Linked DNA regions of Homo sapiens: region 2 is linked to region 1. Evidence: chromatin loops called from intact Hi-C (ENCODE). Cell type or tissue: MCF 10A. All regions are shown on one strand. Links, peaks and the distances in the headings refer to the core of each region. The heading gives the core; the rest is flanking DNA. Region 1 overlaps LOC105372745 (a long non-coding RNA gene). Region 2 has its middle 80 kb from the start of LINC00320.

The links. Peaks named below come from ENCODE experiments on the same cell type or tissue, not always from the same donor. Only the 100,000 strongest peaks of a DNase experiment are listed, where the experiment ranks them.
Region 2: a loop joins it to region 1, with 18 times the contacts of the local background. A loop is called at or near these places in 2 of 110 quality-filtered maps.

The regions. Positions count from the first base shown.
Region 1 is chr21:19,980,825-19,983,753 of GRCh38, forward strand. All of the region lies in intron 3 of LOC105372745 (a long non-coding RNA gene), which reads left to right. Among named protein-coding and RNA genes, the nearest start is that of LINC01683, 83 kb to the left of the region's middle. In MCF 10A, for the core only: a CTCF peak has its summit at 1,326 (motif pointing right); no DNase peak of the experiment used is centred there.
Region 2 is chr21:20,881,250-20,884,178 of GRCh38, forward strand. No RefSeq gene overlaps it. Among named protein-coding and RNA genes, the nearest start is that of LINC00320, 80 kb to the left of the region's middle. In MCF 10A, for the core only: CTCF peaks have their summits at 1,419 (motif pointing left) and 1,618; a DNase peak (open chromatin) is centred at 1,412.

The DNA.
Region 1 (2,929 bases), core at 299-2,798:
TTGCTGGGAATCAATAATTTATGATAATACATTGAAAGTATCCTGAGCAATGGGGAATCCACGTGGAGTAAAGCACCAGGCTGTGGGGAATCCTCAGAGGTCATCATATTTCTTTACAACGTCCCCAAAGTGATAACTGGCAATATTTCACTTACAGTTGATAATAACTTTTAGAGGTGGATACTATTATATTGCTTATTTTATAGATGGACTAACAGAGGTCATTCAAAGACCTCTGCTGAATAACCTTTCATCTTTATAGAGGCAGCCAAACCACAATTTTTACAGGGGTAAAATGCACCCAGACAAAGGATTAGATTTTCTGAGAATCAGTTGTAAAGACAGGTGATTGAATTTTCCAAAGATGACAAACAGTATCTCCTACAAAATATGATTTTCTGGAAATATGCCACTACTCCTCTTTAATCTGCAAAGGTTTATGTATGCGTGCAGGAAGAGGCTGCATTCAAATTATACCGTGTGATGTTCAAGTCTAGGTTAGCAAAGAACTCAGCTTCTGTGCTTTATGTTGGATGTTTACTCCTAAGACACATCAATGAGGATGACTTCAGACTATTTCAGCCTACATCCGTTAAGTTACTCCTAGCTTTTCAGTCTGTCTAGCTGAGGCATTAATCATTTTGGAGTAGAGACAAGCCATTATTTCCACATCCTTTCTAAATTCCTGCAAACATAACAAAATGGTAGTTCTTTTATTCTACAAAGTTTGAGGTGATTAATCAGTGATAATAAATGGAGCAGAAGCTAACTATAGTCAAGTGAATAAGTTTGGGCCAATGAGATATAAATGAAAGCTGGAAATTACTTAGAAGTTCCTTTTTTTTTCCTTTTGTATTTTTATTTATTTATTTATTTATTTATTTGAGACAGAGTCTCACTCTGTTGCCCAGGCTGGAGTGCAGTGGTGCGTTTTCAGTTCACTGCACGCTCCGCCTCCCGGGTTCACGCCATTCTCCTGCCTCAGCCTCCCGAGTAGCTAGGACTACAGGCGCCCGCCACCACAGCTGGCTAATTTTGTTTTTGTATTTTTAGTAGAGATGGGGTTTCACCGTGTTAACCAGGATGGTCTCGATCTCCTGATCTCGTGATCTGCCCGCCTCAGCCTCCCAAAGTGCTCAGATTACAGGTGTAGCCACTGCGCCCAACTGGAAGTTTCTTTAAGGAAACAAATGGCTAAACTAGGTTATAGTCCCTGTCCTTCCCTTTTCTACCTTTATGCACCCTGAAATGAAGATGTAACCATCATTATTAGAGCTCCAGTTCCCATCATATAGCATTGAGGATGGAAACCTGAAGATGGCAGTAGAGATAGACATATAGGAGACTAAATTTTTGTTGACTTAATCAAGTCTTCCTAGAAATTCAGAATCGTTGGCCATTAGAATTAATCTTCGTGAGAGAAAAGTAGCCAGTATTTAAGACACTGTTATATTGGATTTTCTTGTGTGTGCTGCCAATCTTAGAAATAGTTTTTTGCATTTTAAATAAACCAAGTCACTTGCCCAAGTTAATTAGTAAAAAGCAAGGATTTGCACTCCAGTGGTCTGTCTTCAGGACCTTCAGTTTAATTACAGCATACTGCCCTGGAGGCAAAAGTGCACTTGTCATGAATGTGAAATATTATAATGCTTTTTAAAACATCAAAAATAAAATCTATCATAATGGTAGAATTTTAAAGATATAGAGGATATAAAATATTTTATCATGGAGAAACTCTGCAGCAATTAGACTCTCTGCCACCTGCTCTTGCCATCGTCATCATCAGTCACAGAAGTAAATCTTTAATACCTGTGAAAATTTATATTAGACTAAATATTTTTGTTATTCTATCCCATGGGTATTCAGTAAAATTGTTTTACATATTGATTTAATATTATATGTATGTAAAATCTTATAATTTATTGAAAGAAATGGTATATATTGGGGTCAAGTTTGTCCTGTTTTTTTATGGATTCAAATTCATTAAATATAGTACAGTCATATAAACAAAAAATCCTGGTTGTAAAACCAAATTCTAAAATGAGAAACTTTTTTACGGCCCTAGGTTACAAATAATTAAGGAAACATCCAATTCGGTATAAGTGAAAAATTCATTCTTTCTGATTTTCTGTGCACTTGCACATTTGTAACTCGCTAGTTTCATTTGCAGCAGAGATATTGAAAACACATTTCAAGAGCTCCTACTGATTTGAGAAATTTATTGTACCTTAAGGGCTGTCAGAAGAAATTTGCAAATTACTACTCCAAATTATTTCAACAAGAAAACATACTGATATGTTCAGGTAATGGAAAGGGGAAAAAAGATTAACGTAAGTGTCATAAGAAAGCTATTGTGCTGCATAAATCACAGGTAGTCAAATATGTTGTGTAAAAAGGATGCTGTGCTAAAATGCAAGAAAGAATATATATTATACTTTGTTTCTCATTCAACTCAGAGTACTCCTTTGATTTCGATGTTAAAATACACACTTCCACATTTTTCCATACCAAGAGTAGGGATTTAAGCCATTTCTTTCTTCCTTAAAATACTATTTGGTGAATCAAAACCTGTTGGCTTCCATCTACGAACATATAGATATATTTCGATATACATGAAAAAATTTAGTTGAAATATTTGAAGATTCAGCAAACCCAGACAAATCAATTAAAGTAGGCATCATGTTTAATCACTAATAGTGGGATTAAATTTAGTTGTATTTTAAAGAAATGGATCCTGTGACTAATGCTTTCTTTATAAATTTTATTGAAACAATATACTTAATTTAACCATCAATATAGTCACAGATATAATGTACTCTTCAATACAAACAATGGAGAAAAGCATTTTTAAAGTATTTTAAAAGCTGGGATCTATTAATGGAGGAACATTGCTTTTTTAGGGAAACACCCGATAGCCTATCAAAGTGTG
Region 2 (2,929 bases), core at 294-2,793, 900 kb after region 1:
TGAAGTTTCATTTCAGAAGTAAAGGTATAATAAGAGAGAAAATTATGGAAGTGGTGATAGTATTGTGAGGTTATCAAAGGAATAACAACCACAAAATAAGGAAATAGAACTGCTCATTTTCACTTTCAAATATATACCTAATAATCTAGTTATTATTGGAAGTTTGATGCTCATTTTGAGTACGAATTTAAAAACCTCAGTTTTGGAGAAATATGTTAGTGAAATTTTCTCAATACTTCGTAGTTAAAACTTGATTTTGTTCTAATGCCTTAAAATGACTTCCTGGGAGCTGTTTCTGCTCTCTCTCTCTCTCTCTCTCTCTGCAGTTGTCCTCAACACTCATCACTGATATAAAATGAAAAAAGGAAGAAGTGATGACATTGTAACCATGGTTTTCCCTATAGTTCCTGTGTCTGCTGTGCATTTTACCTTCTAATTTTCCTAGAGTTGGATTTTAAATGATCCAGTTCTAAAGCACAATTTTCACTAGTACTTGAAATATCTCTCTTGAATACTTAACTTCCATATTACTCTGATGAGCAAGACAGGCCATGTTAGGGAAAACCCTCAAGTGAATTCATGTTCCTTTCTTAAACCAAAAAAATTCAAATCACGTTTCCCTTCCTTGGGAGTGAATCTACTCCATACTAAGGTACGTGCAAAGCAGAACTTTTCAAGATAAAAATGTATTCAGAACCCATAAAACTATTTTTTTATATTTATATCTTTTCTTCTTTCTCAAAGTTCATGGTCTACAGTTTTTTTTCTCCTCTTCCCCAAACATACAATGAAAAAGTGAAAAAAGACTTTTGTAACTATGAGGTTGCAAATTCACTGAAGAACCAAGTCATTATTCATTTCAGCATGTCTCTTTCGTGATGACTAATGTATGCAATTCCATCATTACCAATAAACATTGGTCCCATGTTGAATTTTAGTTTTTTATAAGATAGTATGCAACAGTAAAACAATTCTCAGTTAAGGAAACAGAAGACTAACATTCTGAGAAATGAAAATAAATAAATTTTAAGAAAAACCTTCTAATTTTTGAAAGTAATGTTAGTGCAGGATCTGTGTATGAAGTTATAGAATAAACAACACTGGAATTGTTATATAGGGTAGTATACAAATATATAGCCCTTAGGAAAAAAAAATATTCTTGCTCTTGGCTCCTGCTGACTAAACACTATTTGCCATTTTGGTCTTATTTCTGGTAACTAAACTCTTGAAATCAATGGTCCATTTAATTTTAACTCTTTTCTGTTTCTGAAAAACCCTACACCTGCCCACCTACACTGTGTTCTACCTAGCACACTTTTTTGTTTCCCTTTAATTATTTAGTTCCTGCTTAACCTATTAGTTTGGTATTTCAGGATCTTGAGCCTTCGAATCTGGGTCCGTTCCCATTCCCATTGCACCCTCTGGTGGCCATCTCCATATCCATCTTAGTTAATTAAGCCAATTTTGATTAATTCCATACTCTTACACTGGTGGCAGGTTGGTTCAGAAAAAGGCAACTGATGCGATTCTAACCAGTAGAACCAGAAGTAAATTCTACAGGAAGCCGCCTAAGGAAAGTTTTCTTATTCACAAAATAGAGTCACAGGAAACTGTAGTATCTCCTCTATTTTCCAAAATGCACTATTATTATCACTGTTGCTGCTGCTGTTGATGTTGTTTAATTTTGTTTTGTTTGACATAGTTCTGCATCTGCTATTACCATAGTTATAACAGCTTAACATTAAAATTTTTTTAAATGGAAAACAGAGACATGAGAAGAAAGTCTGTTTCTGTTCGCTTTGTGACATCAATGAATCAGCCGGTGTTAGAGGTCAACTTCAGCAGTCATTTTACATTTATTTTGTCCATCCAGAATGTGAATTGCCTTCTATGTTTGCAGACACTTCCGCTTCTTGAAAAACAGCCTGAAACTCGTTATGAAATCTGAAATGCCTTATATTCACTTTCCTACCCCTCCTTGTGTTGGAAGACATTTCCCCATGGATTTCTTGCATTCCTACATAGTCTGAGTACTCTGAGTAAAAGCATTTACGGCCAATCATTGTATATGGAAACATTCCAAAACAGTAAAGTATATTTTTTTGGAGGATTTTTTTTACATCTCAGGATAACAAACATAGAAAATCCTTTCCCTTCTCCCCCAAAGATATTTGCTTATATTCTAGATTAAACCGAATATTCCAGTCTCTCTTTTTCTCTTTGGAGGGGAGGATCGGCAAGACATCAGGGGCCCTACCTAAAATCAGAGTTTCCTAATTTTGAGGATTTTTTTCCTGTGATGTATTCCACTGAATGTACACATAACATCTGGCTCTCATTGTGTTGCCCTGTGTGAACTGATGTACAGAGAACCAACATAAGATAAATGGTCTTTGTTTCTGACTAAGGAGTCATCTGTATTATATTAGCCTGCTAAGGTTATATATTCAACAAAGCAGAACGGATTCAGCATGGCAGCGTGGTCTGTGTTTTCTGTGGCAGACTGACTTGGTAGTTTACAATAGAGTAAAATCACAGATCTTTTACAGTCTTAGTTAGACTTCATACTTAGAACCAGTGTATTGTCACATGACTTTGAATTCAACAATTGGCATCGCTTGCCCTATATTTTCAACTGGAAATATTGATATGAAAAATCAGGTACCATGCTGAAATTATAAACGCATTGGTTGAATTCTCCAGCATCCATCGGTGGTTATGTCTGCAGTGCTGTCTGCCCACACTGTGCCTATGGGCTTTGTCAACCCTGGGGATTCTAGTAAACATAAGTCAGCTCGTGTCATTCCTAAGCTCTTCCCTACCGTAAAAGAATTTGTTATTCTCAGTAACACCTATTGCAGTTTTGTTTATTTCATTGTATAGTTTCTATGTTCCACACTGGAATGCAGTCTACAAAAAGGAAGGGATC